Regions from separate parts of the Homo sapiens genome. Here region 1 is linked to region 2. A link is an interaction called in ENCODE POLR2A ChIA-PET data of the cell type or tissue named here. Cell type or tissue: GM12878. All regions are shown on one strand. Each heading gives the region's core, and the rest is flanking DNA. Links, peaks and the distances in the headings are about the cores only. Region 1 overlaps GPCPD1 (glycerophosphocholine phosphodiesterase 1). Region 2 has its middle 9.8 kb from the start of SHLD1.

The links. Peaks named below come from ENCODE experiments on the same cell type or tissue, not always from the same donor. Only the 100,000 strongest peaks of a DNase experiment are listed, where the experiment ranks them.
Region 1: POLR2A ChIA-PET joins it to region 2 with 8 read pairs; 9 of 35 experiments call an interaction of 5 or more read pairs at or near these places.

What each region holds. Positions count from the first base shown.
Region 1 is chr20:5,583,897-5,589,283 of GRCh38, reverse strand. It overlaps GPCPD1 (glycerophosphocholine phosphodiesterase 1), which reads left to right. Exons shown (of 20, transcript NM_019593.5): 5 at 3,015-3,090; 6 at 4,962-5,003. Among named protein-coding and RNA genes, the nearest start is that of GPCPD1, 24 kb to the left of the region's middle. In GM12878, for the core only: no CTCF peak of the experiment used is centred there; no DNase peak of the experiment used is centred there; H3K27ac peaks cover 2,624 bases.
Region 2 is chr20:5,737,884-5,743,270 of GRCh38, reverse strand. No RefSeq gene overlaps it. Among named protein-coding and RNA genes, the nearest start is that of SHLD1, 9.8 kb to the left of the region's middle. In GM12878, for the core only: no CTCF peak of the experiment used is centred there; no DNase peak of the experiment used is centred there.

The sequences.
Region 1 (5,387 bases), core at 201-5,200, 150 kb after region 2:
TTCTAAAGTTTAATAAAGTAGGCTTAACAATTTTGGAAATTCAGTGTATTTTAAAACTAGGTTCTTTTTTTTCTATATTATAACAGTTTACCAACCAATGTACATTTCTAGTCTGAATGATGATAGACATAGTTCTGTCATCAGTTTACCTGGCCCTTTGGACTGTTCCTCAAATATGCTATTCTATTCAAGTCTAGGTGGTTTTATGCAGTGGGGTAGTGGGCAGATGAGACTGGAGTTGTTAAAATTGCTACTGAAATATGTTCCCTATCAAATTTAATCCAAAGGATTATTCTTACTTGATTAAGTAAAGATACTGCTATCAACAGTCTATAAAGTTCCCCTGACATCTGAATTAAAACAAAACAAACAGTCTGCTATGCCGTTACCTCTTTTTGACATTTAATATTATATTCATAGCACCCTTTTCTTTTTCTTTTTTTTTTCTTTTTCTTTTTTGAGACATAGTCTCGCTCTATCGCCCAGGCTGGAGTGCAGTGGCGCAATCTCAGCTCACTGCAGCCTCCGCCTCCCAGATTCATGGGATTCCCCTGCCTTGGCCTCCCAAGTACCTAGGATTACAGGCGTGTGCCACCATGCCTGGCTAATTTTTGTATTTTTGGTAGAGATGGGGTTTCACCATGTTGGCCAGGTTGGTCTCGAACTCCTGACCTCAAGTGATCTGCCTGCCTTGGCCTCCCTAAGTGCTGGGATTACAGGCATGAGCCACTGTGCCCAGGCTGTTTCTATTTTTATGTATGTATTTGCGACTTTTTTTTGAGAAGGAGTCTCACTCTGTCGCCCACGCTGAAGTGCAGTGGTGTGATCTTGGCTCACTGCAACCTCTGCCTCCCACGGTCAAGCAATTCTCGTGCCTCAGCCTCACATGTAGCTGGGACTACAGTTGTGTGCCACCACACCTAGCTAATTTTTGTATTTTTAGTAGAGATGGGGTTTCACTATGTTGGCCAGGCTTGTCTCAAACTGCTGACCTCAAGTGATCCACCTGCCTTGGCCTCCCAAAGCGCTGGGATTATAGGCATGAGCCACCATGCCTGTCCTATATTTGCAACTTTTGAGGTTTAGAAAGTTTGATATTTAAAAAACACATTTAAAAAATATTTCAGGAAAAATGTTATAGTAAACATCATCTAGAATTAATTTGATTTTCTTTTTAGTATAATGGATACGAAAGTCACCATATTTTTAAAAGAGCAATTTCACATTACATTTTTAAAAAATCTACCCAGTCTACCAATTAAGGTGAACTATTATAGCAGGGAAGTGTTTAGCTAGAGAAAAAGAGAATTTTATTTAGTATCCCAGGAGTAATGATTTGAAGAAATATATCGTGCTATTTTAGTTTTTAAACTTCAGAAGTTTGAGGATTTCAGAAAAGAATTTAGCCTGGTTATTTTAAGTGACAGGATTATTTATTGCATTTAATAATTAATAATGTGCCTAATTTGTTACATATTTGTTATTGTTTGGCTTATCGTCAAATTTAATCAATATTAAAATCCTATAGAAAGTGTAGGAGAATATTTTAATCCATTATTAATGCCTTCTAAAGATAATAGAGAAGCTTTTATGCCTAGGCTTTTTAAGAGTATGTATAGGCTGGGCACAGTGGCTCACACCTGTAATCCCAGCACATTGGGAGGCTGAGGTGGGTGGATCACGAGGTTAGGAGTTCGAGACTAGCCTGGCCAACATGGTGAAGCCCCATCTCTACTAAAAATACAAAAATTACCTGGGTGTGGTGGCACGTGCCTTTAATTCCAGCTACTCAGGAGGCCGAGGCAGGGGAATCACTTGAACCCAGGAGGCAAGGGTGCAGTGAGCCGAGATTGTGCCATTGCACTTTAGCCTGGGTGACAGAGTGAGACTCTGTCTAAAAAAAAAAAAGAGTATGTGTAATATAATGCCTAGAAAAGGGCTCAAAGATTATATGTGAAAATCTTGATGGTGATTATCCCTAAATGGTATGATATGGGTGAGTTTTGTATTTTCTTTTTGCTTCTCTGTATTTAATTACATTTATGTAACAAATAAAATACCTTGTAAGATTATAGTTTGAAAATGTGCTTCCAAAATGTGTATTTAAGGGTTTTATTTCAGCATAATAACTAGTGAGTTTCTTTTTAAAAATTAAAGGAAAATTAGAACACTTAAATTTTAGTCTTTTAGGTATACTCAGGGAATCTTTCATGGTTACTCACTACCGCATATGTTATCAACACATAGCTTTATGTTCTTTTTTAGTAGGGGAGCTTGATAATGGAAAACAGTATGAGGAATTGTCACACTGTATGAGATTTTAAACTAAGGCATAAGAATGAAACCGGATGTTAGTTCCTCTTTTATCACACTTGCTCTTCAAGTTTACCTGGCCACATGTCCCTTCTAGAATTTCCCGTGTTCTTTAGAAACACTGGTTCCTATGATATGAGAAATCTTCCTGTTTTTCACTTAGTATTCTTAAATATATGTAATAAATAACTTTATTATGGTTCTTTAGTTCCTTGAGTAGCTTGCGATAATTGTTCTTGAGTACTTGTTCCTACTATTTTTACTATTGTAGGCTTGTTTAGGCTTTTTCTAAATGCATAGAGCAGGAGGTACATACTTTATCTAGCAATACCTCATTGATGGCTGACATACCAAAGAAAGTATATATGATATTTATCTTAAGAATTAATATCAGTTAAAAATGAAAATTTCTTTGAAACAATTGAGTATTGTAGGCAGATTTAGGAATGGGTTTGAGACAGTTCTGTGTGCCAGTTCATCTCATTTTTCTTTGTTTACTGCCTCACTCTAATTTTCTTCCAGCATTTCATCTTGTTTTGTGATCTGGTACATTCCAGGCTTTTGGCATATAATATTGATAATAAGATGAATCTTTTGGTCTCATATTTAGTATAAGATTTAGGCCACAAACATCTAATGGAGTCATGGGTAGAAAATAAGATATAAGAAATTATTGCAGACGTTTAACTTTTAAATTGCAGACTATCGGTGGTCCATGTCAAGTGATAGTTCACAAGTGGGAGACTCATCTACAACCACGATCAATAACCCCTTTAGGTATGGGCATTAACTGCATCTGTTTGAGGCATATGCATAAAGTTACTAATATGCTGCACAATGGCTTAGTGGGATTTAATAAATTTTTATTCTAAAGTTAAGGTCAATGCATTGTCAGTGCTACAAATTTCACTGAGCATTTCATGGATCTTTCAAAACAACAGTTTTTAATTGCCTCTTAAAATAAACTTTATTAGAAATATTTACCTAGATATTTTTGTTTTCTTGGGTTAGATTAGTTTATTATGAAATATTCACTTTCATTTGGAATGGTTAGGAAGTTTATAAGATACCATTCTTCTTGACTGAGCATCCATAGCTCTATTTGTTTACTTGCTCAGGCTTAACGAACATTTGAAGAAAAAATTAATCCAAAACAAAGATTCTTAAATTTTTAACTTTGAATATTAATAGAGTAAGTTATTCTATTTTTTCTTTTCTTCTTAATTTTTTTAAGAGAAATTGGTAAATACTTGAATAAACTTGTATGAATGAATTCAAATTTCTTAAATTCCCTATTGGCTATGCTAGAATTGCTACTTGGAAAGTTTTCTTTTTTTTTTTTGTCTTTTTTTTTTTGTAAGTTGTTTTCTTTTAAACACATTAACTTTTCTTATGCTTAAATATGGCATTTCTCTTCATACAAGTATTTTTGAATTTCTTAGTCCATATTGAAAATCGAATTTGAAGTTCACTTCACATACATTAAATTACCCACATGTATTCATCTGTAAATTGACTCAGTGCTGAGAAATGTATCTTTTAGTTTCTAGGTAAAGTTAAAATTGAAAGATAACTGGATGCCAGTTTTCTGGTTTAAATTAGAAAGCAGTGGGAGTTTCTGCTTTATCCTGGAGTAAGGACACATCTCATTTAAACAGTATCTCATTCCATCCTCTTTATTGGATTTTCTTTTTGTATGTTTTAATACATTTTTGATAGTGTATTTAGGATTTTTATGAGAGTATACTTAAAATTATAATATTCCCATACTGAGGTTGGAACTTACTAGGTATTGAATGTTTTAAAAAATTGTATTTTAAAGCATCTTGCAGTTAAATATATTTTATTATGAGAAGTGGGATGATTTTGTTTCTATCTTTTAGAAAGGAATGTATACTTTTGAGAAATATAACTTTTGAACTTAAAAGCTGTGTGAAACTTACCAGAGAATCTTTACTAGGAACTGTCACATCCATTTTGCAAGTATTTCAGACTAACGTTTAAAGTAAACTGGGAAGGGAAGTAGGCCAGGAAGATAAATTGTATTTTACTCAAAGGGTGGGGTTTTACAGCTTTTCTCATTGAGTTGAAATTTCTGTTAGGAGAAGGGGTTGTGCTAGCGTTTATTCTTTTGGTAGTTCCTCACAGCTCTGTACATACAGGTAAGTTCACGCTGTTCGTAAAGCTTTTAACTGGCAGTAGTGAATAGTTGGGATATGAGGAGAATTACATTTGAGACAAGTTCAGAATATGCACTACATAAGAATAAGCATTTTAATTGTGCCAAGACCTTTGGTTTGAAAATCAAGAAGGAGTTATCGTTGTCCAGCAACCTGTGAGTCTTGTACATTGGTTAGTGTAGAAGTTAATCCCAGTGCCTCTAGAGCACCTTTCTGAAGAGTTTTCTTTTTCTTCTTTTTAACATAATGGACAATCAACGAAGTATGTAAGAACCATTACTGTTTGCTAGCCTCCTTTAAAGGGAATTCTTTATTGAGGGCTACAATAAATATGCTTATTCACCTTGGGCTGCTTTTAAGCTGTAGATTTAATATTATAAACGATCTTTAAGGTGGGTAATTTCTCAGTTGTTCACTGGGTATGCATCAAGAGTTTTAACTAAATTTTCTATTTTCCTTAAATTCTAGAAAGCGAAATTATTATTGACGATGGACAATTTGGAATCCACAGTAAGTGAGACTGACTTACTTAAATGTTTACTGAAATGATTGAGATTGTTACTTTACATTTCACTGGAGTTATATAGCACAGGAAAATAGAACATACAGTCATGTGCTGCATAACGATATTTTGGTCAAAGACAGGCCACACGTGCAGCAGCAGTCTCATATGATTATAATGAAGCTGAAAAATTCCCTGTACTTACACAAACAACAATGAAATCGTCTAATGTGCATTTCTCAGAACTTATCTTCATTGTTAAGCAATGCATGACTGTAGTATGATTTTGAAAATAGAGACTGGATCCAAAAAACAAATCCCTACTGTTAAATAATTAGTTTCTAATATAATTGTTGCACTTTAAAATGTTATCCTTTTGGTTTTTATTTGAC
Region 2 (5,387 bases), core at 89-5,088:
TCCCACTACCAGGTATATATCCAAAGGAAAATAAATCACTACCTCATAAAGATATCTGCACTCCCATGTTCTTTGCATCACTAGTCACAATAGCCAAGACATGAAATTGACCAGGCTGGGCACGGTGGCTCACACCTGTAATCCCAACACTCTGGGAGGCCACAGTGGATGGAACGCTTGAGGTCAGGAGTTTGAGACCAGCCTGGCCAACATGGTGAAACCCCGTCTGTAATAAAAATACAAAAATTAGCCGAGTGTGTTGGTGCATGCCTGTAATCCCAGCTACTCAAGAGGCTGAGGCTGGAGAATCACTTGAACCCGGGATGTGGAGGTTGTAGTGAGCCAAGATCACGCCTCTGCACTCCAGCCTGGGCAACAGAGTGAGACTCTGTCTCAAAAAAAAAGAAAGAAAGGAAGAAAGAAATCAGTCTAAGTGTCCATCAATGGATAAACTGATAAAGAAAATATGGTATATACAAACAATGGAATACTATTTAGCCATAAAAGAAAACTCCTGTCATTTGCAACAACACGCAGTGAACCTAGAGGACATTATGTTAAGTGAAATAAGCCAGTCACAGAAAGACAAATACTGTGTGATCTCACTTAAATGTAGAAACCAAAAAAGTTGATCTTGCAGAGGTAGAGAGTAAAATGGTGGGCCAGGCATGGGGGCTCATGCCTGTAATCCCAGTACTTTGGGAGGCTGAAGCGGGCGGATCTCCTGAAGTCTGGAGTTGGAGACCAGCCTGGCCAACATGGTGAAACCTTGTCTCTACTAAAAATACAAAAATTAGCTGGGCATGGTGGCATGCACCTGTAATCCCAGCTACTTGGGAGGCTGAGGCAGGAGAATCACTTGAATGTGGGAGGCAGAGGCTGCAGTGAGCCAAGATTGTGCCACTGCACTCCAGTCTGAGCGACAAAGCTACACTCCATCTCAAAAAAATAAAAATGAAAAAAAGAGGAGAGAGAAAGTAAACTGGTGGTTACCAGGAGATGAGGTGGTTGTGAGGAGGACAGTCTGGAGAGATGATGGCCAAAATTCCAGTTAAATAGGAGGAATAACTTCAAGAGATCTGTTATACATTGTGGTGGTGATAGTCAATAATACATTGTATTCTTGGAAAATGCTAAGAGGGCAGATGTGAAGTGTTCTTACCACAAAAGTGAAAACTATGTGAGGCAATGCCCGTGTTAATTAGCTAGATTTAGTCATTCCATAATGTATGTGTATTTTAAAACATCATGTTGTACATGGTAAATATATACAACTTTATCTTTCAACTTAAAAAGCATATTAATAGAAACATCTCACTGTCAAAGATGTAACAATCACTCAGTTTTTTTTCTCTTTTTGAATATCCACTTGTTTTTTTGACAAATACCTTTGAGTGGATTTTTTTTTTTCCGGATACGGTCTCACTCTGTTGCCCAGGCTGGAATGCAGTGGCATGATTAGAGCTCACTGCAGCCTCAACCTCCTGGGCTCAAGTGATCTATCACCTAACACACCTGAGAAGCTAGGATTACAGGAGTACATCACCATGCCCAGCTGATTTTTTTTTTTATCATTTTTTGTAGAGACGAGGTCTCACTATGTTGCCTAGGCTAGTTTCAAACTCCTGGACTAAAGCAATCCTCCTGCCTCAGCCTCCCAAAATGATGGGATTACAGGCCACCACACCGGACCTCTTCATTTTCCAATCCTGGCAAGTGTATTTCTCAATGCTCCTGACTGCAAAGGTCTTTAAAAGCATTAGACAAAACCCAGTAGGTCTAAGGAAAAGAAGGAGGGTTTAACTACACAGTAATGTGAAAGACACTCTAAACACATACTGGAGCCACATACAAATCAGGCAAGGTCAGATGATACCCATATTATGTAAAGAGGTGCTTCCCGCAGAGCTGCTGTGGAGAGATGTCATGGTCAATTTGTTAGATGGGACAGGCAAAGTTCCAAGACATTGCATGAGTATGCCTGGAAAGACTGTGGTCCAAATACAGTGGTTATCTCCAGAAAGCAGGATTGGGTGGGGCTGGGTCAAGAGAGGACGCTATCATTTCTTACTTTATAAACCTCTATGTTTTAGATTGTTTTGAATTTTTTTTTTTTTTTTTGAGACAGGGTCTCATTCTGTCACCCAGGCTGGAGTATAGTGGCTTGGTCTTGGCTCATTGTAACCTCTGCCTCTTGGGTTCAACCTATTTTCTTGCCTCAGCCTCTGAGTAGCTGGGATTACAGGTGCGCACCACCATGCCCAGCTCATTTTTTTGTATTTCTTAGTAGGACAGGGTTTCACCATGTTGGCCAGGCCAGGCTGGTCTCAAACTCCTGACCTCAAATGATCCTCTTGCCTCAGCCTCCCAAAGTGCTAGGATTGCAAGCATGAGCCACAGTGCCTCGCCTTTTGTTGTTGTTGTTGTTGTTGGGGGCAGAGTCTTACTCTGTCACCCAGGTCAGAGTGCAGTGGCACGATCTTGGCTCACTGCAACCTCCGCCTCCCAGGCTGAAGTGATCCTCTCACCTCAGCCTCCCGAGAAGCTGGGACTACAGGCACACACCACTAGGCACAGCTAATTTTTGTATTTTTTGTTGAGATGGGGTTTCACCATGTTGTCCAGGCTGGTCTCGAACTCCTGAGCTCAGCGATCCAACTGAGTATCCCAAAGTGCTGGGATTATAGGCATGAGCCACTACACTCGGCCTGAACTTTTTTCTTTTTTTTTTTTTTAATAACAAGCACATACTAATTTTGTAATTCAAAACAATTATAATAATGTTAATAATAGCTAAACTTGGTAGAGGGTTCCAGAACTGTAATAAGAGCATGATTTACATGAATTTCTTTATTTACTCTTCACTACAATGCTGTGATTAAGATATTGTTATTCCCTGGGTTCATTCCCCAGCACCTCTTAAAAAAAAGATACTATTATTATGTCCCTTTTACAGATGAAGAAACTGAGGCAGAGAATGTATTAATAGATAAGCCGTGACAGAGCTCATATGTGGCAGAGTTGGCTAAAAAGATATTAAAATACTAAAACTGCAAAGAGCCGGGCGTAGTGGCTCAAACCTGTATTCCCAGCACTTTGGGAGGCCGAGGCGGGCGGATCACGAGGTCAGGAGATCGAGACCATCCTGGCTAACACGGTGAAACCCCGTCTCTACTAAAAATACAAAAAATTAGCCTGGCATGGTGGAACGTGCCTATAGTCCCAGCTACTTGGGAGGCTGAGGCAGGAGAATCGCTTGAACCCTGGAGGTAGAGGTTCCAGTGAGCCGAGATAATGCCACTGCACTCCAGCCTGGGTGACAGAGCAAGACTCTGTCTCGAAAAAAAAAAAAAAAAAACTGCGAAGAGTGCTATTATCTGAAAATGAATAACAATTACTATTCCCAATCTCAGAAAATAATTTGAAAGTTAGTATTAATTGAAGAAAAAAATTGAACCAGAGCATGTTGAACTCATTAATTATTAAATCATTAAAATAGATACAGCAGACAACCCTGTACTGAATAGCTGTGACCCAAATCCTCTGTGTGTTTTAGAAACATCTCTCATGTGTGTTATAACAACCCCAGTGTCAGAGTGCCTCGTTGCTAAAGTGGCTTTCTTAAAGCCCAAGCCATGGAAAATCACTAATAAAAGCATAAATGAAAGAAAAATGTGTAATTAAGAAACTCAGATGCCCCAACTCAATTGAAGTAGAAAATAATCTGAAGACATCGCTTTCCTTAGGCTTATTATCTTTAATTGGCTTCCTCCTTTGTTGTGGATGGCCATATAGACTCAGGAGAGAGGCAAAGTGCTAACTTCATGTCTCCTGCAGGCCGCAGCACCAGCTCCTGGGGCTCCTGTTGTTCCTGTTCTATAAAAAGGAGGCAGCCGGGCACGGTGGCTCACGCCTGTAATCCCAGCACTTTGGGAGGCCGAGGCGGGTGGGTCACCTGAGGTCAGGAGTTTGAGGCCAGCCTGGCCAACATGGTGAAACATGGTCTCTACTAAAAATACAAAAATTAGCTGGGTGTGATAGTGGGTGCCTGTAATCCCAGCTACTCGAGAGGCTGAGGCAGGAGAATTGCTTGAACCTGAGAGATGGAGGTTGCAGTGAGCCGACACCATGCCACAACACTCCAGCCTGGGTAACAGAGTGAGACCCTGTCCCCCCCTAAAAAAAAAAAAAGGAGATAATAAAACCTTTTCTCTGAAAGAGAAAAGCACTTAACCTGCTGTCCACTAATAGTGTCTAGTTGTAAATACTCATTATCAGTAAGTCCTTACAACTGACTGAAGTCAGCATACTTTTCAGAAAAACGGTGAGCCAGATGTTTCTAAACTTCCAAAGGGCAGAGCCAGGCTCTCAAAAGGATGAAGTGGGTGGCTACCCACTAATACCCACAAATTACCTGATTCCTATTTAACAGGTAATTTGAACAGCACAGGGTAGAACATCCTGCCCAAAGTATCTTTTTCACTCTACGTACTTGCAGTTCCACCATTAGAAATGCATTCCTGGACAGATGTGGTGGCTCACGCCTGCAATCCCAGCACTTTCAGAGGCCGAGGCAGGTGGATCACTTGAAGCCAGGAGTTGGAGACCAGCCTGGCCAACATGGTGAAACCCCATCTCTACCAAAAAATACAAAAAATTAGCCAGGCATGGTGGCACACGCCTGTAGTCCCAGCTACTCAGGAGGCTGAGGCAGGAGAATTGCTTCAACCTGGGAGGCAGAGGTTGCAGTGAGCCTAGATTGTGCCACTGCACTCCAGCCTGGGTAACAGAGTGAGACTATCTTAAAACAAAACAAAATGAAATGCATTTCTTTGAGTCCTGTGGAGTCCCCCTTCAAAATGCAAATACTTTCACATCAGCTCTCTGCATAGGCAGTAAGTTTGAAGCTGGGTTATTAGAATGATGCCTAGAAGTCTCTCCCAGAGTCAGGGGGTATCGGAGGCTTCTCAGGAGGGAGACACAGACCTTCTTGCCTAGAACCAGCCCTATGGATCTAAGGGCTGGAAGACTTCCAGGTCAACATAACCCACAGAAACAAGCCCACGCTGACAATCTACCTTCAAACAGCAAGGAAATCTCAACTCTGGCTGGGTTCTCCCTGACATCACATCCTTCCCTACCTGAAAACAGCAGTTTCCCAACAAACAGCAGCTACCCATCAAAGCAGACCAGTGACTCCATAGCAGCTTTTCGGTCTTCTGGTGCACAGCCCTGCAGACCCACAGAGCTGGGGCTCTGGCAGTACTTAGATGCAGACATAGCTTTCCAGGCAGGACACCTGAGACTTTTCCTTCCTCTGAACCCCAGAGGACTGGCTTTTTTTTTTTCTTTTTAATAATATTGTCATTACAGATTTGCTAATCTTT